Linked DNA regions of Homo sapiens: regions 2, 3, 4 and 5 are each linked to region 1. Evidence: chromatin loops called from intact Hi-C (ENCODE). Cell type or tissue: Calu3. All regions are shown on one strand.

Region 1 (5,000 bases):
CTCTCTGTCGCCCAGGCTGGAGCGCAGTGGCGCGATCTCGGCTCACTGCAACCTCGCCTCCCGAGTTCAAGCAATTCTCCTGCCTCAGCCTCCCGAGTAACTGGGATTACAGGCATCTGCCACCATGCCCAGCTACTTTTTGTATTTTTGGTAGAGATGAGTTTTCACCATGTTGGCCAGGCTGGTCTTGAACCCCTGACCTCAGGTGATCCAACACACCTCGGCCTTCCAAAGTGCTGGGATTACAGGTGTGAGCAACTGCGCCGGATCATGTATGCCTTTTTAAGTTGACTGCTTGCTAGAGCAAGGGACCTGCCATATTAATGAAACTTTTAAGGATCCAATGATATGGTGCATGCCAGGACATCAGAACTTCCTGCTACTGAAAGGTTGCAATGCTTGGCAGACATTTGCAGATTTTTGAAATAACACATACCATACTAGGGCGTACTGCTTTGATTCATTTATCAGGTGACTTAGAACACTGCCAATTTTGAGTGGGTCTAGAGCCGAAGTCAGCTTAGCAGCAGTTGTACGCTGTTGTAGAAACAGCCTTACCACTTGGGTGATATGATCTGGCAGATCCAACAAGTTATAGAGCAGGAGTCAGCAGAATGTTTCTGTAAATGGCCAGGTAGTAAATATTTTAGGCTTTGAAGGCCTTAGGGTCTTTGCTGCAATGACTACACTCTGCTGATGTAGTACAACTATTCAACGCTACCATTATCCCAAAATTATTCAACTCTGCCTTGGTAGTGCAAATGGAACCACAGACAATATGTAAACAAATAAGTGTGTCTATGTTCCAATAAAACCTTAACTACAAAACCAGGCCCTGAGTCAGATTTGTCCCGTAGGCTATAATATTCTGAGCTCTGCTGTAGAAAAGAACATTGTGTGGAGTCCTCAGAGTACTCTAATAAGAAAGTTACAGCACAGGCCACTAGGGTTTGGAATAAGACCTTCCTCTTCAGCAGGGAATTGTAAACCACTTGCAGTACAATTTCTGGATTGGGGGCCTTACTGGAAACTGAATATCTGATTGTAAGGCATCAAACGACCATATGACTAAAGCTGCCCATCATACACTAATCATTGTCAGACTCATCATGTCATAAATGTAGGCCACCTAGCAACAAACCAGTATAAATTGAAAGTGGTATATGTGGGATTAAGCCCAAGCAGATCTGGATGGCATAAGTAAATTACATAAACAAGTAGGAACCACCCCATCCACCACCTACTCTACATCAACATATCTATCTCCACCTACACCTGTGCCTTTGTGTGAAGCCCCAGTGACCAGCTAATAGAAGAATGAAAAAGGAAGAAGGAAACTAAAGCCTGGTTCACAGAAGGGTTGACTGAACACTACAACTTCACTGAGGGGTGGCCTTGAAAGACAGTGGAGAGGGGAAATCTTCTCCTTGGAAACACCTTCAGGTAGTACATGTGGTCACTAACTTTTGTAACATATTTATTAGTAAGTATTATCGTGGGCCTCTGGAAAACATCTTGAAAGTTCTGGATGAGAAGTTCAGGAGAAGGAAATCTGGGCAAGAAGCTACCAGATGGACCTGAAGTGGTGAGCATGAACTTGTTCAGCTTTAGTGAAATTTTATACTTAACATTTCTTTCACAGGTTAATGAGAAATTTCTCTAAAGTTTAGCAAAACCAAATATGAACTTTGAACTCTAGACAGCAAAAGAGGAAATGGAGTGAAAAGAAGGTTAATTTAAAAATAGTGGAATTGACCTGCTATTGATTCCTTTCTTTCTTGCTTGCTTGCTTTATTCATTAACTTATCATTTTTATGTCTGCTCTTCAGTATTAATTAGCAAGTATATTAATTCCAAGTATATATGGAGTGTCTTGTAGTGAGTGACGGGCATAAGAATAAGTACATATCAAAATAGTCAAATATATTATTAAAATTATCATAAGTGCTATGAAAGAAAACAGAATACTAAGAATAACAAGAGTAGATCACCTTAGAAACAGGTTTCTCTGAAAAGGTAACATTTAAGAAAATGTTAAGAAATATCACAAAAAATTAGAGGAAGTCAGCAGTACAAAGACTGAAATTAAAAGTTTTCAAGGAAAAGAGTAAACAAATAAAAAAGACCTTCAGGTTAGAAAGAGCTTTTCATGTTCAAGAAATAGAAAGAAGGTGAACATGATTAGTGTGCAGTGATAGATGGGAACCTTAAGAGAGGAAAGAGAGGTGGGCAGGAGAGGGAACACATCTTAGCATCATTCTGGGCACCTGTTCTCAATCAGGCAATTGCGCCCTCAAGGGGCAAAAAAAAAAATGATTCTGGTGTGGAGGGAGAATAGTTCTCTTCTTATATGTAATGCAAAGATACACATATAAAACATAAACAGACAGTAAAATTTAATAAGAGGTCATTATAAATAAAAAGTCTGAAAAGGCTCTTTAGGTGCTGAAAATGAATACTAATTTGAGAATTGCCAACTAAGGATAACACTAGTATTTTAAGAAAGAAACCTGCAAATTTCAGTGGCTTAACACAATAGAATTTTACACTATCATAACTTGTGGATATTACTTTCTCCTACTTGATGATTCAGGCACTCGGACTGTTTCTAAATTTTTGTGCAAATAGTTCCCAAGGATTCAGGGACTTCTGTTCCCAGCTCAAAATCTGGGATCTCACTCCCCGATTCTGTATTCTAGCAACTCCAACACAGATCCTACACTGTCATGATCCTGCGTTTCAGTAACTAGCAGACAACTATATGCCCTTATCTCCCCTCCCCATCCATTATATAGTTACAGCGCAGGGATAAGACATCCATGACAAAAAGCAAAACAAATATGCCACCTGAATATTCAGAGAAGGGAAGAATAAGAAAACACACCAACTCCAGTTCAAGGCAAAGGGGCAATCCTATAGGAGGGCGTCATGAAGCCCTGCTCTGGCAGGGGTGGAAGTTCCTGAGTAGACAGTAATTCTGCTCTCTGAAAGGATCATTGTTCTCTGTGAGCCTTCATTGCACTCTGCATAGATTTCCTAGTTCATGTTCCTGTTAGAGTCAGAGGTGAGGTGGATGTTGGCGTTATTCCCTCTGTGATGGCTGTGGGGCTTTACTAGCATGCTTTGTGCTTGTGTGTGTTTTGGGATCTGATAGCAGTTCAAGAACAAATATCAAAGGCTTTCTACTTCAGGGATTTTGATTTTTTTTTATTGCTACGGTTCTCCAGAGAAACAGAATTGTTAGGACATATATAGAGCGATATATACAAAAAGATTTTTTAATGAGGGATTGGCTCACATTCTTCTGGAGGCTGAGAAGTCACATGGTCTGTTGTCTGCAAGCTAGAGGCTTAGAAAAGCTGCTGGTATACTTGCAATCCAAGAACTGAATGGAGGGCCAATGATAAAAGTCCTGACTCAAGTCCTAAGGCCTGGGAATCAGGAGCACTGATGTCCAAGAGCAGAAGACAGATGTCCTGGCTGAAAAAGAGAGTGTGAATTCTTCCTTCCTTCACCTTTTTGTTCTGTTCAGGGTCTCTGTGGATTGAATGACGCCCACCTGCACTGGTGAAGGGTGATCTTTACTCAGTCTATCAAGTCAGGTTTTGATTTCCTCCTTAAATACTCTTGTAGACATCCACCTCACCTATGACTCTAACAGGAACATGAACTAGGAAATCTATGTAGAGTGCAATGAAGGCTCACAGAGAACAATGATCCTTTCAGAGAGCAGAATTACTGTCTACTCAGGAACTTCCACCCCTGCCAGAGCAGGGCTTCATGACGCCCTCCTATAGGATTGCCCCTTTGCCTTGAACTGGAGTTGGTGTGTTTTCTTATTCTTCCCTTCTCTGAATATTCAGGTGGCATATTTGTTTTGCTTTTTATCATGGATGTCTTGTCCCTGCACTGTAACTATAAAATGGATGGGAAAGGGGATAAGGGCATATAGTTGTCTGCTAGTTACTGAAACGCAGGATCATGACAGTGTAGGATCTGTGTTGGAGTTGCTAGAATACAGAATCAGGGAGTGAGATCCCAGATTTTGAGCTGGGAACAGAAGTCCCTGAATCCTTGGGAACTATTTGCACAAAAATTTAGAAACAGTCCGAGTGTCTGAATCATCAAGTAGGAGAAAGTAATATCCAGTCAAGTTGATACATACAACTAGTTATCAAATTTCCCCAGAAAAATTTCCTGTGACTTGGGGAGGCTTTTGCTTCTAATCAATGCTAAGTACCAGGAACTATATGAAAGTCCTTTGTTAGAAATAATTCTCAAGTCTGTCTTACCTCGTTTTCTCCCTTCCACACCTTTCACTCTCAACCTAATGGTGGCTATTTTGAGACCACCTAAAACACTTCACTTGAAAGGCAAAGTAAAACCTTATCTGATCTTTGCTTCTGGACTGAGTCACTTAGATTAACTGGGAAACTTTACTGGGTATTTGTTGCCCTTAACTTGTTCTCTGTCTTGTTTTACCCTTCTTGTCTGTAGATTTTCTCAATCTTGCTAAGCGGTAAATTTCTCTATTCTTTCCCATTTCAGCTATCAAAGCAGATAGTTATTGCATGAACTGTTATTTCTTAAAGTCCCATTTTACAGGGAGAGGGAGTAAAGCCAACATACACAAATGTTTTTAATTTTTAGAACAAAATTTCCCAAGAAATACAGGTACAGTAAAATCTTGGTCTGCTTTTCACATTATGGCACACAGCAATTTTATGAAATATTTGCCACATAATAAGTTATCCAACCTTCTGTCCTGAAGTGTTTACTGTTTCTTAGCCTGTTGCTCAACTACTGATAAAGTGCCACATTTGTTCATAACTAGTTGGAGTGGCATCCATCATCCAATACTATTTCTATGTTGATAGAGTAATTCTAGAAATGTGTGAAATAGTAAGTGAACAAAGGTGAATGCTCAGACAGCAGATATACTAGACCAATAGGAACAACATGTACTAGAAAAGACTCAAAACCAATGGTAGCTAGACAAG
Region 2 (5,000 bases), 380 kb before region 1:
TTGTAAAAGGAGCATAATGATATTGCTACTCAGAATTGCAACACAGATCAGATCAATACAAGGGCTTATGAAACTCCACAGGGTAAACTTCTGTAAAGTTTTAATGAAGGTAAAATATGAGACAGTAATGAGAGACCAAAAGCAGGCAGCCCACAGGTTTCTTTCTCAAATATGCAGGATGTACTTCATCTTTATATTTTGATAATGAAAACTCTGTGAGATATGCTGGTCTCAGGGAAGTCACACAATCATCTGAGGAGGGAATCTTTTAAAATTCCTCTTATTATGTGGTCAAAACCAGGCTGTCTGCTGATCAAATTCAATATTAGAAATCAGAGGAAGTTAACAGTAACCAGCTGTAAGCCAATGCAACACACATTTCTCCACAAATGGTGCTGAGAAGCTGACACGCTTGCCTCATGGTCTGTCTTGGACCCTGCCCTATATTAATCACTTAATATAATTCATTCGGGTAGGAATTTTTGTATAAATCATCTTGTTCTTGGCATGTCCAATTAATGCATAACAAGTGATAGCTATTATTACTAAGTTGTTAGTTGTCTTCATATGGCATTTTATCATGTTTAGGATATAATCCTCCATTCCACGTTTTCTTATGGTAGTTTTAAGGATTTTTAATGCATTAGTTTAGTTTATTTGATAAAATCATCTTTGTATTAGTATTTACATATGCTTATGAGATATCTACGATAATCACCAGGTCAGGTATAAACTTTTAAAAGTAGCATCACTCCAAAATACCATCATGAGCAATGATGGTATTTCTTCTCTCATTCATGATGGTATTCTTCTCTCATAAACCTCTTCTCTCAATCAAAAACAGTATATTAGGCCAGACACAGTGATTTATGCCTGTAATCCTAGCACTTTGGGAGGCCAAGGCAGAAAAATTGCTTGAGCAAGAAGAGCCTGGGCAATGTAGTGAGATCTTGTCTCCCCCAAAAATATTTTCAAATTTGCTAGGCATGGTGGTGAGCACCTAGTCCCAGTGACTCTGGAGGCTGAAGTGGGAGAATCTCTTGATCCTGGGAGGTAGGGGCTGCAGTGAGCCATGATCGCTCCATTGCACTCCAGCCTGAGTGACAGAGCAACTCAAAAAAACAAAAACAAAACTTCAAAACACAGAATTTTGAAAAGTCTCTATGTGGTCAGAGAGGTTTAATTTACATAAATCAAGGAATGATTAAAATTTAAGATCTTACTCTAAAGATTCAGATCTTAATGAAACAGTAAAAGTTCCTTTATCCCCCTTGCAGGGCATGTGACAGGGGGAGTGGCTCGCCTCTACAGTGCCCCACTGCTCAAACCTCCAGGGGGACCATGCAGATGGGCAGGTTGTAGGGCTTCAACCCCATGGCAACAGCATCTAGGATGGTGTGTTTACAACTCCTGAAGCCCCAGTGGGTGTGTGTTACAGGGTGTTCTTTTAGTTTAGCCATCTGTAGTTAGCTTGTGTTACTAAGCTCTATTAGGCCCTCTGCCTTATCACAAGGACAGAAGGCTTTCTGTATCCCAGGGTTCTTGCCTTGGTGGGCCTGTTTCTGCAAGTTCCTCCTGATATCAGGGGCTGCCTGAGTAATAAATGTATCCTTTAGGATTAGCTGTCCCTCAGCTGAATCAGGAGATGCAAAGGTGTGCTTTACCAAGGGCTCCCTCAGCCTTTCCAGGAAGGCAATGGGATTTTCGTCAAATCCCCGGTCAATCAAGGACACCTTAGTATAATTGAGAGGCTTGGTCTTAGTCTTGCATAAGTCCTCTGTTATGCTCACCTGAAAGTGTCTCCTCTTCCAGTCTTCCATCTGGTCATTGGGATACCATTTAAGTCCTTCACGGGTACTGCTTCTCCCCCAGTTAAATAATATGTGCTCCCTTTCCTGACGCCGTATGTGATGCAAAGCTCATCCCCAGATCTCCCTGCTGCTTGCAGAGTTGCCTGTTTCTCAGTGTCTGTCAGGGTCTGATGAAAGGGTAACATAACATCTCTCCAGGAGAGTTCACATATTTGGGTGAAATACTGCAGCCTCTATCTATCTATCAGAGTTATGTGAAAACTTGCCAAGATCCCCCTTGATCTGCCTTAAGTACTGTACAGAGAAGGGGCCCTGGACCTTACTGGGCCCAAATTCATTGGGCATCTGTTGGAAGGGCAAGAGCGAGACTGAGGCTTGTTGAGGGCAAGGATTTCTAGGAGGGAGAAGGGCTTGAGGGAGCTGGCTCCTCTGCTGGGAGTGCCTCTGGGATTTGTATCTTTAATTTCCTGGGCTTGCCCCTTGCAGCCTTCCCTGAGACGACAAACAGGAGGGCTGGATCAATCCCACATTGTTGGCAGAGGTCTGGGTTGCCTTGCAAGGTATAGAAAGCCTGCACATATGGGGCTTCAGACCATCTGTCCTCACATCTACAGAAAAAGCCCAACTACTGGATCGTATTGAAATGAATCGTTCCTTCCTGAGACCAAGCCAGTCCTTGCTATGAATGATAATTTGGCCAAACCTTTGGGTAGAGGGCTGTGAGGCATTTTTCCTCCAGATTCTAAGGATCAAAGCAGTCCCAATGGTTCAGGATACACTCCAGAGAAGTATAAGCTGGGGGTGGTGAAGAGAGCTGGTTGCCCATTCTGAAAGACAAGGGATACAGGCATCCCTCTTTCCATTCCTTCCTTTAGTGAATACTCAGTGTATGATGGAGAGAGAAAGTGAGTGTCCTCCCTTTCCCTTCCACGTCTTTTACCCCAAGTCCTGGCAACCTTGGCAGGCACCACCCATAGGTACCGATGCAGTGTGTACCAATGAAACAGGGAAAATCTGGAGAACAGGAATTAACAGCTCTCACCTATGCCTCCCTTTTTCCTGCTGTCTGCAACCTTTGAGGTCCAGTGGCCTGTTTATGCCATGAAGCATGGCCTCCTTTCATGGGGCAGGGGACTTACTTGCAGGAAATTGGTCCTGCCCATTTACATTGTGCCTATTGCCTGTCTTTGGATCCCTCAGACCTGGTTTTTCTTTATAGGGCCTCAGCCTGAGGCTTGGGATTGAGTTTGGGACTGAAAAGGTATTTTAGAGGCTGTTTGTAAACCCTGCCAAATTTGCAGTTATCAGCCAGCAGAGGTCGTTCCTCCATTAGCTTCCATATCAGAAACAGAGTTAAGAGGGTGAGCCTTTCACTTAGAAAAGGAATCAAGAGAACAACAGTTTAAGGGGCAAAAGGGGGAGATAATGGGGGGAGAAGCCTTTGCTCAGTGCAAGTGGGTCCCTCTAATCCTTGTATCTTTCCCCTGGTTCCCACTGTGCTTAATTCCTTGGCCAGGGCAAGAAAGGTTCCATTGGTACGGTGGGCGAGAAGTGTCCTGTAGGGTCCTGGCTACTGCCTGTTTTCTCCAGCCCCCTTGTCCCAGGCAGTGGAGGCAGAGTTGGTGGCCATGGCGCTGCTCTCCCCGCCCCCTCTTGGCTCAGCCTTTGCCTGCCATGGACATGCTCAGGCACCCAAGCTGGGAGGCGAAAGGATAAGGAGAGGTGCCCTGAGCCGTGTGTGCCTGTGGCCATCGAGATGAAGGCACAGATGGCACCTCTAGGAACCTTTGTCTGCTGAGCCAAATGCTTATTTTACTTAGTAACTTTGCCGCAGCCTGTAGCAAAACTCTTAACATATAAGGGAAGAGATAAGAGCCATTTCAAATTGTGAGGGAGAGAAAAGACGAAGTCTGGGGATTTTGACTGGCCAGGTTAGGGAGGTTAAAAACTTAATGAAGGGAAATAGAGCCTCTTACCCACATGAAAGAGAAACAGAGGTAGCAGGTTTTGGAAGAGACGCAGAGCCAAGTTTCACATTTGCTCACACTCACTTCCGGGATCCCAGATGAGTCCTCAGTTGAGGTGGGAAAAGTTCCCTTATCCCCCTCGCAGGGCATGTGACAGGGGAGTAGCTCACTTCTTCAGTGCCCCACTGCCCAAACCTCTAGGGGGAGCATGCAGACAGGCAGGTTGTGGGGCTCTGACCCCATGGCGGCAGTGTCTAGGGGGTTGTATTTATACCTCCTGAAGCCCCAGTGGGCATGTGTTACAGGGTGCTCTTTTAGTTTAGCCGTCTGTAGGTGGCTTGTGTTAATAAGCTCTATTAGACCCTCTTTCTTATCATAAGAACAGAGGGCTTTCTGCATCCCACGGTTCTTGCCTTGGTGTACTGCAGGAATCGGATCACACATAGGCTTGGAGAATGAGTGCAAGGTTTTTATTGAGTGGTAGCTTTCCGCAAGGTGAATGGGGAGGCCAGAAGGGGGATAGAATGGGAAGGGAGTTTTCACCTGGAGTTGGGCTGCCTAGTGGCCTAGCTCTCCTCCAACCACCTCAGCCAAACTCCAGGTCATTCCATTGGTCGATGGCCTGCTGGCATCTGCTGGTGACTGTCAGTGTGGTGTTAGGCCAATGTGTTCCTCTCAATGTCCAGCCACTTGTGTCTGTGCCCACTTAAGGTCTCAGGGTATTTTATAGACACAGGATGGGGATGTAGTGGGCCAAGGTGGTCTTGGGAAATGCAACATTTGGGCATGAAAACAGAAATGCCTGTCCTCACCTAGGTCCATGGGCACAAGCCCCGGGGGTGGAGCACTAGCCAGGGATCACACTCTTCCCGTCCCAGTACTTCCCTACCCACCTCTCATAACATTTATATTTCATATAATATTGGGAAAATCTAAATACATTAATTTCATCTGATTTTTATATTTTGTTACATATAGCCGTGACAAAAGGCGTTTAAAAAAGTATTATGTAATAACTAACTACATAAGGCTAACAGTAATTTCTTAAAATTGAACCCAAAAAGGGTATATCCTGAATTTCTCTATTTATGTTTATTAAAAGCAATCTCCTTGTAGGTATTTCAAACATTTGGCACAGTCTTATTTTTTTCTTTATATGTAGCTGCCTTTGTTATTAAGATATTTACCAATAATTTAAATAGATTAGTTTGCAAGGATCATG
Region 3 (5,000 bases), 580 kb before region 1:
TGTATAAAAGCAGGCTGTACCCTGGCCACCTTGGGCACATATTGTTGGGACCTCCTGAGGGTGTCACTGGCGTGTCCTTAACTTTGTCAAAATAAACTTTCTAAATTGATTGAGACCTGTCTCAGGTATTTGGGGTTGACAAACTGATAACCACGAAGGGATTCTGAGTGGAGTTTCCCCTGACTTTTGACAAATCTCCTATCGGTGCTTGGTACCAGCTTGAGATTTCCTTATGGTTCAAACCAATAGGACAATTTGCCAAGACCCAGGAGCTCCCCTCCCTCCATAGGATCCCCAATCTCATTCCCAGTAAGTAGCTGAATTGGGGACTTTTGTCTTGGAAATTATCCTTAATGACTAAAGGTTAAAATTGACAACCAGTTGAGCCTAATTTCTCCTTACCACAAGAACACTCAAAGACTATATAGTTGGTTTTGTTGTTGTTGTTGTTCTGGTCTTTCTCCCATCAGATTTGACCAACTCTACTCAAATTTGTCAAATTCAAATGAGAATCCCAGATTATGGGCAACAAGACTTCTGAATTGGCTAGAATTTCTCACAGCTTCAAAAAGAAGAAAACAACAACAACAACAAACCATGCACTTGGTTTCTATGTTTGCTTCCCTTCTTAAAAACAAAACTTTCTTTGTTTTGTTTACTTTTCTTTCACCCTATTCCTGCTTTCCCCTTTGCTGTCTTCAGTACCAAGAAAAAATCTAGAGAAGGCTTCTAATGACTCAAGCCCCTGAAAGAACTCAAAACAAAGACGCCACTCATCCCTTTTGGGGTGCTCTGTTTTCTTTGTGGCGTTTCAACAGTCGTGGGCAAATTCTTCTTATGTCTGAAGCTCTCCTATATTTTATTACCTGACCACTTTCGCTTTGTGGGTACCAGAGATGACCTTGTAATGTGAGAGGATTTGATCTTGGTGTGTATAATGGCGGATGAGAGCTACAAATTTAGGGGTAGCTGAGCACAGTTTACAGGAAGTAGTCTTGGCTGGTGTTTTTCCTCCAAGAAAGTTGTTGCTTATGATCCTAATTCTAATTTGGAGGTACATTCTAAATAGTCTTCTCTATTACCTTTCCTCCCAAAATTAGTCTTGATTGACTTCTCTGCTCATTTGCATGAGGAACTGAATTGTCGCTCTTTTTATAGATAAATGAGAGATTGAGTTTACTTAGCTCTGAAGAGAAAGGGCATTTTGCTCCTTCTGGCCAAAAGGTACTCCTTGGTGACTGGGGCTGAATGGGAGTGTCTGGGGGGTTGACCTTCCCATGATGTGCAGCAGCCCTACAGGAAACTCCCAAAAAAATTAGTTTAAAAATGCTCATCCAGGAAACACATATAGGAGCTTGCCACTCCATGTTTTGAGCCCTCTCAGAGGTGCTAGACCTCCAGAGAGAGAAACTGAGGCATGTAATAGGAGGGCAGAAATGACTCAGTGGTGACTCACTGTGGAGTCCTGGCCACAGTCAGCACATCTTGTTCCACTACACTAAACCCTAGGCCACAGACCAGTTCCTTGTTTTAAGAAAAAAAAATGTGCAAAACAAATCACCTAAGAATGAGGAAAGACAAGGAGAATGACCCACCTTGGTCAACCTGCCCAGCTTTATGGCACCTCTACTTGCAAGTGATTGTGAAAATGGAAGGACATAACAGGTTTTCTAATACTCCAGCTGGTTACAGATTAGGTCTGTTCTTGTGTACGTTTTAAACTGATGGGCAAATAACATCATGGAAAACTCAGAGCCCAAAGGTTGACCTGCAACTAACTATAATGTTCCTAAATTCTCTGTTTTCTTTTCTGCCTGATTGAAGTCTGCTGTTACTTTTCTACTAACATAAAATCCAATGTTTGCAATGTTTTTAAAATTATTATTGTTTTTGCAAACTGCTGAGTTTGTATTAATCTCTCATGGCCAGAGTTCTGAAGTAAAAACTGTAAGATCCTTGTTTGTAACAAATGCATTTGTGTGTGTTTATGTGTATGTACATGTATTTCGTTATGTGGTTTTGGCCACAAAGTAGCAAATTGGCTTGAAGCTAAAGAGTATTCATAAATTAAATAATAAGCCCACATGCTTTTCAAGTTCACATGATTCAGGTAACATCTTTCATAAATAAGCTGGTTTTAAAATTATTGGTAAAGTAGTATTAGAAATATCTTAAGAATTGTCAGCATACAGTTTCATTTGCATTTATTTATCAAGCAATCATCAGAGATTACTGTTGGAGAGGAGTTCAGCCAGGATTGGCTGAACTTGAGCGGAATACTGCCTTCCCACTCCATCCCCTTTCCAGTTCCCCATGCTGCTGAGAGCCACTTCTGCTGCACAATAAAATCCTTCACATTCACCAACCTCCGATTTGTTCATGCCACTTCATTCCTCCTGGATGATGGACAAGAACCTGGGTGCAGGTACAGGAGGCTGTCATACTGGCTCTCCACTGAGCTGTTTTAACACTTAAGCCATCCATGAATGGCAAAGCTAAAGGACAGCACTATAACACATGCCTTCTGGGGCTCTGGGGGTCCTGGGCAACCCCTGGACACTGCTGCCAGGCTACGGAATTCTACTCCTGCCAGTGCCTAGAAACACCCATCCCGGTCTCTGCCCCCTCTCACCTGCTCACTCCCACTCCCACAAGGGGTTTGAGAGCTGTGGGCTGAGTAAGTGAACCACCTCTTCATGAGTCCTCTGAAGAGGTCAAGGGAACTATCCCATCTCAATGTGGAAGTGATATTTCACCACCAAACTACATGAAAGAGCTCTAATCAATTGATTAAAAAAAAAAGTAAGTGCTTATCAGGCTGGTAGATATTTGTTCAGATATTAGCTGGTAGATATTAGCCTTTTAAGTCACATGACCTTTGTTATCTTTGGTAAGATTAATTTGGTAAATTTAATTTCAAAATTATCTCCAGTAGTTTAAAATCTTAAAGTCCTGTTGTGTTAAATTAAGTAACTTTGGTTTTTTTCACTGGGAATTTGAGTTCCTAAGATCTAAAATAATAACAGTGTAAAGGGTATTTTTGGTGAAGCTTATAAAATACAAGGATGTGTTTTTTTGCTGAAGAAAATGTAATATTTTTTCTAGTTAAGAAACTATTTAAGTCACTTTAAGATAAAGGAAAACATACAGGTAGAACTAAATGGATAAAAATTATTAAGCCAGGGCAACAAATGTTACCTCTGAGACCTGTGGTTTTCAAGAAGATAGGCAATGTGGGGGAAGGGCAAGACCAAGTAACTATTAAACTAGAGGGTATAATGTAAAGGAATTGGTCCATTTTGTAGATTGCTGTCATCAGCTTCTTGAGAAACCTTTACTATAATGAATTGTAAAAATCACTAATTTAAGGACATAATTCTTAATTTTAAATGCTGCAGAAGGAAAGAGCTTGTTTGTTGATGCAGGAACCACAACTCACTATTAAACAATCACTACTGAATAATGTGATCCCAAGGCACACGAGGTTATTCCTGCAACTAACCTATTGGACCAGATAAATGCCTCTGTACAGTCTGTTTGCCCTGAGATGGTGACTGACCGAATTTCCCTGTAAAATATCAAGTGGAGCACACCAGATGAAGCAGTTGGTATGCTTCATATGCAAGTCGTATGAGACTGACCTTATGATAACCAGCATATTCTCCCACCAAATATGCCCATTACACAGGTCATAGTAAATTTAGGGGTTAAGGGGACTCCTATTGAAACCACCATTGCAAAATTATAACTCAGCTGACCTAGCTAACAACATCTTGTTTCTGATTTCCAAACTGTCCTTGTTCACTTCTGGGTGCAGGCTGAACTAACTTTAGAAAGAACTTAGTTTATAGTTTAATCAACATGATAACAGCCTTTTCCCAAAACAAACCTCCTTCTTGTCTGGGGACTACACTGCCTTTGTAGGACTAACAAATTAGGCACAAGATTAGAAATTATGGTTTAGGAATCATGCAGCTGGAGGCTACAAGATTCTGACCCTCCCTGAATTGCTCCTAAGATCAGTGCTTAAGATATTTTACAGACCCTGCACTTGATGGATCAGCTGGCACCATCCAGATGGATTAACTGCCTCATCTGATCTTGTGACCCCCCCTAGCCAGGAACTGACTCAGCACAAGAGGACAGCTTCAGTTTCCTATGATTTTATCTCCTACCTAGCCAATCAGCATTCGTGGCTCACTGGCTTCCCCCCACCCACCAAGTTGTCCTTAAAAACTCCAATCCCTGAATGCTCAGGGAGACAGCTTTGAGTAATAATGAAACTCTGGTCTCCCACACAGCCAGTTCTGCGTGAATTACTCTTTCTCTATTGCAATTCCCCTGTCTTGATCAATTGTCTCTGTCTAGGTGGCGGGCAAGGTGAACCCAGTGGGTGGTTACACTTTTCCATGGATACCCCAGGTAACATCACTACCACAAAATCACACAACTGTTTGAGAAGCCTTATCAAATTTCCTGTCCCTCATGGGTCTTACAGATGCTTAATAAAACATCGGGGTAATTAACAACAACTACAACAACAAAAATAAAAAGGGAAAGGAAAAAGGGAGTCAAAGGACTCTCCCCAGAAGAGTGATAGAAATTTTTGGATGGGTTTCCACTATTTGCCCCCATTGGAGAACTAAAACAAACAAAAAAACAAACAAACAAAAAAAGCCAAAGTTTATAATGAGAAAGATGGCATTACCTGGGCAATGTTGAGGCAAATAAGATAAACATTAACCAAAGGGCCTGAGTGCCTTGGTCCAAACTTTTGATATAAGATCAAATCCTTTTGATGCAGTATCTTGCTACCTGGGGAATGCAAGGAGGAGAATACTCATAAGCAGGTAGCCTTTCCCCCCTACCATCGCTGATTCTAACTATATCCTCATATAGATTCTAGAGCTGTTATGTTGGACAGTGCCTGATAGACAGCTCTCATCTAACAAGAGTTGTTTGGCTTGTGGATAGTATTTCCAAGGTGAACAAGTGACATC
Region 4 (5,000 bases), 110 kb after region 1:
CACTTCTTACGCTGAATATAGTTTACTTCTGTTCTTTTTTTTTTTGAGACGGAGTCTGTCGCACAGGCTGACTTCTGTTCTTATAATACGAATAATTGAATTCAACTAAGGCAGTCAATTAAAATTGAGAGGATGGAATCTCAAATTATCTGTAATCATTAATGAATATATTTATGTCTGAGAATTCATATTTAAAATAAAACTACGTAATTATCCTCTTCCATATGTGTCTGCTTAACAAGAATCTTAACTGTCTTCAATGTCTTTACTGGCTAAATATATTGAGCTCCCTCTGCTGGTCTAGTCTATAACTGGTATGTCTCACTTTTAAATACAGCTCTCCCATTTGAGGTTATTCTTTAATCCTTGGGAAAATTTCTCTATTAGTCTACTTTTTAGGCCACTTTTTGTTAATTAAGTTAATTCAAACAATGTATTTTTCATATTTTTCTTGCACAAATTTAAAAAAATGCGTGTGCAGTTTAACAATATAAACTCAAATCTCTTTTTAGCTGTTAAACTCCTTTCCCAATATTGTTAATCTGATTAATTTCATGTAGTACCAACCATTCTCACTTGAGTACAGTTTCATTATTTTACACATAGTCACCAAACTTTTTTCTACAAATATTATGAGCATTTTAACTTCCTTATTACCCTCATATATGAGTCATAATGAGATTCTTTAAGGACTTGTTCCACCTCAATTATTTCAAGTTCACATTCTTCTTAAACAGATAATGATTTAACAACTACTGGAAATTCCCGTTCTTAAAAATATTAAATTAAAAATAAAACTAGTTTACCATCATTACTGTTTGGGAACATGGTCTTGGCGAGAGAGGCACATCTGTCCTGCCTTTTAAACTGTGATGATAAAAGAAGCACGTGATTATTTCAATGAGGGGAAGCTTAAGATCTCCACATTAAGTGGCTTTTATATGAAGTGTGCTCCTGCAAACCTATGATGAGTTGTGGATAAGGCTTATGTGCCAGGATGAAAGCATTTGTTAAGTTGGGTCTAACAATGCAAAGAAATGCAAATGCAAAGAAAGGTTTTCTTTGGAAATATACGCAAAAACCAAATTGTAATTTGGTGCATACACACAGACCTGGCTGGTCTTCAGGGTGTCCACAGAACAAAAGAAAAGATTGGGGTTTTATTGGTTAAGAGAAAAGTTTTGTAAAATGTTTTGAAAGAAAGTTCATTGGCCTAGACAAGTTCTTCCAGCTTTGGCAAGCTGTAATTGTTGAGTGATGGTGGTAGGTAAAACTAATCTTGGTGGAAGGTAAACTAATCTTTGAGGCATGGAAGGTAGCAGTTACATGGAAGCAGTTACTAGGTAAAATGGGTTTTAAGATATAGCAAGTTATTTCTGCAGCCTGGCTTGCCAGACAGTTCCTGGAGCAGGAGCTTTGTGACCTGAGTGCTTTTTCCCCATGGTCCTTAACTCCCATCTAGTTGGGTATGACTGTAATAACCCCAAGTCACATCATTAATTTTCACAATTGAGACAATGGAATATTACATAGCAACAACATGGATATTTCTCATAAACATAATTATGAGCTAAAGAAAACAAACACAATAGAACATGTACCAATTACTTCCGTTTGTATGAAGTTCAATAACATGAAAAAATCAATTCTGATGATAAAAGACTTCTGAATTCTGATAGACTATCTTTGGTCAGGGGTGGGAGGTGGTTGGTAACTGATTGTGAGGAGGTACCACGGAGCCTTCTGGGTACCAAAATTGTTCTATTTTTTGATCTGGGTAGTAGTAACACAGGTATATGCATATGTCAGAATCTTTTAATGGACACTGCAGACTTGTGTATGTTATGAATGGCTGTTATATCTTAATTCAAAAGATTATTTAAAAGTAAACAAAAACCTTCACAAATTTAAAATTTAACACGCCAAGTGTGTCAGGCAGAGCATATCTATTTGGTGATCACAGGTGAGAACGTTAGAAGTTAGACAAAAAGCTTTAAATGAAAGCTTTTATTTTTCATCAGAAAAAGTCTGCAGGACTATGAATGTCTACAGCATTAATATGTGATTTCTCTAACCCTATGCCTTCCAGTACTTAAAATACCTAGTTATAAGAACCAAAAATGAATAATCTTGAAGAAAAAAATCACTGAGATGATAAGCAGCTTCCATGATATAGGTAAAAGGGAATTCCATTTGATCTGATCTGGGGATGGGGGCTGGCTATAGGTGGTCCAGATGTTCTCAGCTAACTGTCAAACTTTTAAGAAAAACTCCAAAATAGAAATATGTATATATATACACACACTATGAAGCATAACTATGACAGAAGCAAGAAAGAAATTTCCATCATAGAAGCACCTTATGGGACTGGCTACACCCACGATGACATTAAAAGTCCATTATTTATTTTAAAATTTGAAAAAGAGAGAAAACAACCACCCATAACGCCCCCACACAAACCCAGCACTATTAGCAGTTAGCTACATTTATATTTACTTCTAAATGTTTTGACTGCACATATTTTTTACATGGTTTATGCATTCATTCATTCAGTGAATCTTTTTGTGGGAGCATATAATGAACCAAACATTTTGCTAAGCACAAAGGATGATGTAATCATTTTATTCTGACAAATCACTTCTTTACTTATTACTGAATCATAAACTTTTTTCCATTATAAAGATAAAATAATGAGCCTCCTTTTCCTAACTTTTTATTCAATACATATGCAAAAAAGTGCACAAATTATAGGAGTGAAGTACAGTGAATTAATACAAAGTGCACACATTCATGTAACCACACTCAAGTCAAAAGTAGCATCCCAGAGCCTGCTTATACCCCTTTTAAATCCTACCCCTCACAGTCTCCATAGTAGTTTGGGCATGTATATACAGTAGTACAGTATTTTTAAATGAACATATTGGTTTTATCTATCTTCAAAAAACAGATGACTCTCCATCTTGTTACACATATGTTAGAAAGTTAGAGAATTGTGCTGCTATGTGATTTAAATCAATATTTATACATTGAACCATTACTTTTCACCAGTGCCCATAAAATAAACCATTTTTATAAAATGAGAACAAAAAAGATGAGACATTTTGGGTTAATAGTTTTTCAGGTGTCGGTGTACATAGATGCATGGCACATTGGAAGGAAGGATCTGAGGGTCCAGTGTGATCTCACAGAAGTGTCCAAACCTACAGTTTTTCAATTTTCATACAAATGATAGGCTCACATTTTACTTGCAACAGTAAGCACTTATATATAAATGCTACTTTAAATTATTGAGTCGTTAGATTCTCGAGAGATACCTAAGCCAATACAGCATAAAAAATGATATTATCTATCTATCTCTCCATATATCTATATATATGTTAAGGGAATCTTTAAACTACTAGACATTCTTTTTGAAGTATTTTTTATTAAAAAAAAGTTACAGGCATACCAAGATGCATGGATTATAAGTAACACTAAAAAAAACTATCACCATCTTAAGAAATTAAACAGTACAAATACATGAAACTTCCTTTCTTAAGGTAAGCTTTATTCCTGAGTTTGATATTAAGATATAAATGTTCATTCTGTATGTATGAAAATATAATCAAAATGACCATATTGAAGTATACACATGTAGCTTAGTTTGGCTTCATTTTTCAGGTATAAATTTATGTTTTTTTTGAGATACTCCATGCTTGTATATGTAGACAAGGTTTTTTTCATTTTCATTTCAGTATTTCATAATATATTTATCCATTCTACTTTGCTAGACATGTAGGTTGTTTCTAATGTTTTCAATACTACAGATCATCTCTGCATTGAAAATCATTGCATAGGGCGGATCACCTGAGGTCAGGAGTTCAAGACCAGCCTGGCCAACATGGTGAAACCCCATCTCTACTAAAAAAACAAGAATTAGCCGGCAGGGTGGCAGGAGCCGGTAATTCCGGCTACTCGGGAGGCTGAGGCAGGAGAATTGCTTGAACCCAGGAGGCGGAGTTTGCAGCCAGCTGAAATGGTGCCACTGCACTCCAGCCTAGGCTACAGAGCCAGACTCCCTCTCAAAAAAAAAAAATCATTGTGTATTACCTTCTAATATAGTATATATATGCAAGCTATTCTACAGGGTATATTCCTAGGAGTGAGATAACTTGGTAATTACTTGGAAATTACTAAATTGCTCCCCATTCAAATTACTAAATTGCTCTCCAATGTGGTCATTCTGTTTGAAGCACCTATTAGCAATTTTATGAGATTTCCTATTGTTTTACATGTTCTCCAACACTTAGTATTTACCCACTTCTAATTTTTTAACTTACATAATGGTTGTAAAGTTGGACTTAATTCCTGCTTATCATGTACTTCCTTGATAAACAGTGAGGTTAAGCATTTTAATAAATGATTCAGATGTTCTTTATGCAAAATGCTTCTTAATATATTTTCTCCATTTAAGGTTGCTTGTTTTTATTATACACACACAATTAACACATACACACACAATATTCTGAAGATGAATACTTTGTCAGCTATATGCATTTTAAACATTTATTCTACTCTTCAAGGCATTCTTTTTGATGTATAAATAATTTTAATTCACAAAATTTAACCTTGTTTGCTTAATACTCTATGCTTCTTTGCCATAAGAAATTCTTCTCTCACCCAAGTGCATAAAGATATTTTCTTATACTATCTGATAAAAGAGTTTTGCTTTCTTGTTTAGGTTTTAGTCCCCTTGGAGTTTTGTACAGTTGTATATGTATACGTACATGTAATTTGTAAGGTAGGCATTTATTTTCATTTCACAATTGAATAATTACTTCCAATAATTTGTAATGAAATTTAATGGGTCGGTTTCAAGTTCTATGCTAATGATCTATTTGTCTATGCCTGCACTGATATCACGTTGTCTTGTTTAGTACAGTTTATATTAGACTTGATATTTAATAGGACAACTTACCAAACACACAGTTTAAAAATTCTGTTTAAAGTATTAATTAGTA
Region 5 (5,000 bases), 290 kb before region 1:
AGTTAGCATGCAAATTTTTTAACTAAAGAAAGAAATACTTAATCTCAAGTCAATGCTCCCCTGTATCTTCACTCCTCAACTCTGTGCTCCCTCAGCACACCCTTGTGAAAACTTCTTATTCTCAGTCTTACATGTACTTAAGGGAGATAGGCTACAATTCTCATGAAAAATTTTAACGCGTCCTTCAGCGAGTTTCTTGGACTAGACGCCCACTACAACAGCATGTGCAAAACATCTGATCTAGTAAGAGTGCAAATCTCTCACAGACTATTCTCACTCGTATCTAACATGGTCTAAATTCATATTCAGGAAACAAATTTTACTGTTTAGAGGTGCTTGCTCTTACCTTTTAAGTAACATTTGTACTGTCTTAAATTTGATCCTTTATATTTTTGCCAAAGTTTCCAATATGGCATTAAAAAAGGAACTTAATTTAATTTAATGCTTTGTTTGTTCCACAGGAAATAGTTTTGGTCTTCAATAACTACTTTGAAAAGTTTTGGCTTTTAATGATGAGAGGTGGATTTTACAATGTATATAAAATGTAATATGCATTCAATGCTCCTCTCAAAGGTGCTTGTAATACAGCACATTTTGCAAAAATTATGTGAAAAAGTTATTTGTCACCTTCTATTGTGAGTGAATAAAATAATCTCTAAAATAAATTTCCTCTTCCTAGATATATTTCTTTTTTATCAATAAACACATTAAATTTTATATATATGAATATGCATTGTTTATGAAATATATACAGTCTACATTATATTTCAAATCCTTCTGTAATGTTCTATGTCAGGATAATGTCTTCAGAGCTGCCATTATACACATCCTAATTAAGAGACAGACATTTTATTTCAGAAGAGTATGCAATACAAGGCATTATTAGATGTATTTATAGAAGAATGAAGATTAGATTAAGAATATTAATGTGTTTTCTAAGCAATATTTATCTGTGTTTATCAAATTGTAGGTAATTGCAAAAATAAATCTATTCTGCTTATTCGATCTCAAGAAACAGCACACATTTTTTTTGCGATGTAAATAATCACCATTGTGATTGTCTGGAAGACTCCATTAGAAAATTTTCACTGCTTTTGACACCTTCTTATATGTTATTCACAGCAGAGGAAACTTAGGGGACTCTTCATTGGCAGGCATCTAACATCAGACCAAAAGAGAACAGTTTCTCTTATCCTGCATTTGCAACATGAGAGTTGATCATAACTTATGAAAATGTGTCTGACAAAGGTCTCTATATTTAGTACTGAAGAGTAGGGAAAAGGAAAAGAAAGAACCTTTTCATATTAAAATATATGTTTAAAAGCCTTAACCCAATGGATGCTGATATGGCTTATCCTTATGCAGATTAGAAAGATTGAGACCCTTTCATTTAGTGACTTGAATCTTGAAACTTGTCTGGGGCGTCTTTCTAAAATGGCCTTATTTATATTTTAACATTAATTTTGGCACACAAACATCTCATTAAAGTAATGTTGGAATGATTTAGACTGGGAATTACTCCAGGACTTAATTTTGATTTTCCCCTTACATGTGTTATTAACTGTATATTGGATGCTAACAGCCCCTGCATTGGCAATGTATAGTAGGCCCCCTTATCAATAAGGATATGTTCCAAGACCCTCAGTGGATGCCTGAAACTGCAGATAGTACCAAACACTATATGTACTATGTTTTCTCCTATACATACCTTCCTATGATGAAGTTACATTTATAAATTAGGCACAGTAAGAGATTAAGTACTATAAGCAATAATAAAACAATTATAACAATATATTGTAATAAAAGTTATGTAAATGTGGTCTCTCTCCCCTCTCAAAATATCTTATTGTACTGTACTCACTCTTCTTTTTGTGATAATGTAAGATGACACAAATGCCTACTTGGTGAAATGAAGTGAGGTGAATGATGTAGGCATTGTGGTGTCACATTAAGTTATTATTGACCTTCCGATGCTATTTCAGGAAGATCATCTGCTTTGGGTGATCCTGGATCATCAAGCCATGACAATGTTGATGGCTGGATATCAGCAGAAGACAATATCGATAATTAGGAATCCTGTTTAAGGGAATTTTTGCAGATAGCTTTAGGAGAAACGTTGTAATTTGACGTTGATGTCTGTTTCTTATCAATTCGTCGGAGTGTTGCTGCAGAGGTTGTAATCCTTCTCTGACCATATGGGTGAATTTAATGCCATGCTGCATCCAAGAATCATATTCCATAATTTTCCCTTTAATCTAGCAATTCAAGACAGTTGGACCAATTTTAGAAATGTCTGCATTCACGATTCTACTTTAGTTCTTTCTTTATCATTTTTCTCTTTCTCTGTAGATGACTCAACAAGCTCTTCCAATTTGTCCCCTGTTAATACTACTAGATGGTGTTCAATATGTTCTCCCACTTCTGCATCAAGCATGTTGGCAAATTCTTCTTACCAACTTTTATTGCCACATGAATGATTCTTCTAATTTTCGTCAACTCTGGGAAACTTTGTTTTGTTTTGTTTTGTTTGTTTGTTTCTGTTTTTGAGATGGAGTCTCGCTCTGTCGTCCAGGCTGGAGTGCAGTGGCGCGATCTTGGCTCACGGCAACCTCCACCTCCTGGCTTCAAGCTATTCTCCTGCCTCAGCCTCCTGAGTAGCTGGGATTACAGGTGCATGCCACCACGCCTGGCTAATTTTTGTATTTTTAGTAGAGACGGGGTTTCACCATACTGGCCAGGCTGGTCTCAAACTCCTGACATCGTGATCCCCCCGCCTCAGCCTCCCAAAGTGCTGGGATTACAGGCGTGAGCCACCGCGCCTGGCCGGGAAACTTTTAAAATTATTCATGACTTCACTCTGTAAGTGCATCCAGCAGGCATTTACAGTTTCTGGTTTAATTCATCCATTGCAGTTTTGATGAATGTTACTGCCTCAGCAGTAGTGAGTGATTTCCAGTACTGCACTATGTATAGATTAAGGTCTGTTTCAATTGCTGATCTAACGCAATCACATACCAGGCAGGTGTATATGTAGCCTTGGCAAACCAAATGACTCCTTGGTCAAGGGGCTGAATAAATGGGGTTGTATTTGAAGGTAAAAATGCAACTTCAACATTTTCATTTTGGTAGAAAACAGATTCAGGCTGGCCAGGTGCATTGTTTATTAGTAAAAGGATTTTAAATTCTAATTATCCTTCCTTCAAGTATTTTTTCACACCTGGAATGAAACATTGGTGAAATTATTCCATAAACTAGATGTCTGTTTCAGATTATGTTGCCAGAACATGCACAGATAATTTTTTACAGTGTGTAAATTTTTTGCTTTCTACACTATGCTTGTCATTATCATATGCCCTGCACTGTTGCCACATAGTTCATCTGTCCTTCCATGTTTTATGACCTGGTGCCTACTTTGCACCTTGATGAATTTAGGTTCTGTGGGCATCTTCTTCCAGAAGAGCGTAATTTTATCACAATTGAATATTTGCTTTGGTTGATATTGTTTCCCCTTAATCTTCGCCTCAGCCAGAAATGTGGCACAGCTTCTTCATTGGCAGACATAGCCTCTCCAGTAAATTTTATATTTTTCAGTCTAAACCTATTTCTGAATTTGTGGTACAATTCCATTACTTGCAGTAGATGGCATAGTGTCACTCCATTTCAGGGGATTCCTTGCTAGTCTTCACAAAGGCTCAAAGCTTTCTGATAGAACATGTTGCTGTAATGGATAGGAATAGGAACACATTTTCTGTTTTTATGTCTTCCACCCACAAATTTAATACCTTTTCCATTTTAACCAAGCTCTTGTCATGCATTGTGACTATAACTGTTGCAGTTTGAAGTGTGACAGCAAAACTAACATGAATTTCTTTTCCCCTTTTTCAAGATTTCATGGATAGAAGATTCATTCTTACCATAGATCTTAGCAACCTCAGCATATAATTTTTTCATTCTTTACTCAATAAAAAACTTTCATCTTTTCACTTAATGCAAGCACTTCATGGTGTCTCTTTAGCATCTCTTAATTGCCCACATAACTACTCTGGATTTGGGGACCATTATTAAATAAAATAAAGATTACTTGAACAAAAGTTTTCCTATAAGTCAACAGTTGATCTGATAGCTAAGAAACCTATGAAGTGACTAAAGGGCAGGTAGCTTATACAGCATGAACAATGCTGGAAAAAGGGACGATTCGTATCACAGGCTGGATGGAGCAGGATGGCATGAGATTTAATCATTTCTTCACACTACTCAGAACTCATGCAATTTAAAATATATTGTTTATTAGTGCAAATTTTCATTTAATATTTTCAGATGAAGATTGACATAGGTAACTGAAATTATGAAAAGTGAAACCTTCAATAATAGAGGACTAATGCATTGTCCCTAAAGAATTAGTGAACTTCATACAGTACCAGAAGGAACGTACCTGGCAAATGTTAACTGAGTAAAAAGTTTCTTGTTTGAATTTTTTAATGAAATATAGGTATTTTACTTCAAAATGGCCATATATCTCAGGTCATTTCTAAAAAATTTGTCTAAGGAACATGAGAATAATTGGGTTTCTGCAGCTAAAATGGTTGTAAACATATATATATATATTTTATATATATATACACATATATATATATATATATCTGTGTGTGTACGTGTATATACAATTGACCTATGAGCAATAGGGGTTTGAACTTCAGGGATCCACTTATATATGTATTTTTAAAATTATATTGAAAAAAAAGTTAGAGATTTGTGACAATTTGAAAAAAACCTCACAGATGAATGAAACATATAGCATAGAAATATCAGGAAAACAATTTTAAAGTTAGATATGTCATGAATGGATAAAATATATGTAGGTACTAGTCTATTTTATCATTTACTATATACTGTAATACTGTAATAATTTTGTAGCCACCTCCTGTTGCTATTGTGGTGAGCTTAAGTATTGCAAGTATCTCTTAAAATATAGCTTGCTTCTCCAGTAACTTGTGTTTTGC

Evidence for each region. Hi-C counts contacts between places; a loop is a spot of excess contacts. Peaks named below come from ENCODE experiments on the same cell type or tissue, not always from the same donor. Only the 100,000 strongest peaks of a DNase experiment are listed, where the experiment ranks them.
Region 2: a loop joins it to region 1, with 5 times the contacts of the local background. A loop is called at or near these places in 9 of 110 quality-filtered maps.
Region 3: a loop joins it to region 1, with 2.4 times the contacts of the local background. A loop is called at or near these places in 3 of 110 quality-filtered maps.
Region 4: a loop joins it to region 1, with 4 times the contacts of the local background. A loop is called at or near these places in 2 of 110 quality-filtered maps.
Region 5: it touches region 1 in a loop (4-fold over the local background); 2 of 110 quality-filtered maps call a loop at or near these places.

Annotation. Positions count from the first base shown.
Region 1 is chr4:174,871,415-174,876,414 of GRCh38, reverse strand. LOC101928551 (a long non-coding RNA gene) reads right to left here. Exons shown (of 5, transcript NR_125900.1): 5 at 451-620. Among named protein-coding and RNA genes, the nearest start is that of ADAM29, 44 kb to the left of the region's middle. In Calu3, no CTCF peak of the experiment used is centred here; a DNase peak (open chromatin) is centred at 2,274.
Region 2 is chr4:175,251,810-175,256,809 of GRCh38, reverse strand. No RefSeq gene overlaps it. Among named protein-coding and RNA genes, the nearest start is that of ADAM29, 340 kb to the right of the region's middle. In Calu3, a CTCF peak has its summit at 3,115 (motif pointing right); no DNase peak of the experiment used is centred here.
Region 3 is chr4:175,452,823-175,457,822 of GRCh38, reverse strand. No RefSeq gene overlaps it. Among named protein-coding and RNA genes, the nearest start is that of GPM6A-DT, 330 kb to the left of the region's middle. In Calu3, no CTCF peak of the experiment used is centred here; no DNase peak of the experiment used is centred here.
Region 4 is chr4:174,759,602-174,764,601 of GRCh38, reverse strand. All of the region lies in intron 3 of GLRA3 (glycine receptor alpha 3), which reads left to right. Among named protein-coding and RNA genes, the nearest start is that of GLRA3, 67 kb to the left of the region's middle. In Calu3, no CTCF peak of the experiment used is centred here; no DNase peak of the experiment used is centred here.
Region 5 is chr4:175,164,861-175,169,860 of GRCh38, reverse strand. No RefSeq gene overlaps it. Among named protein-coding and RNA genes, the nearest start is that of ADAM29, 250 kb to the right of the region's middle. In Calu3, no CTCF peak of the experiment used is centred here; no DNase peak of the experiment used is centred here.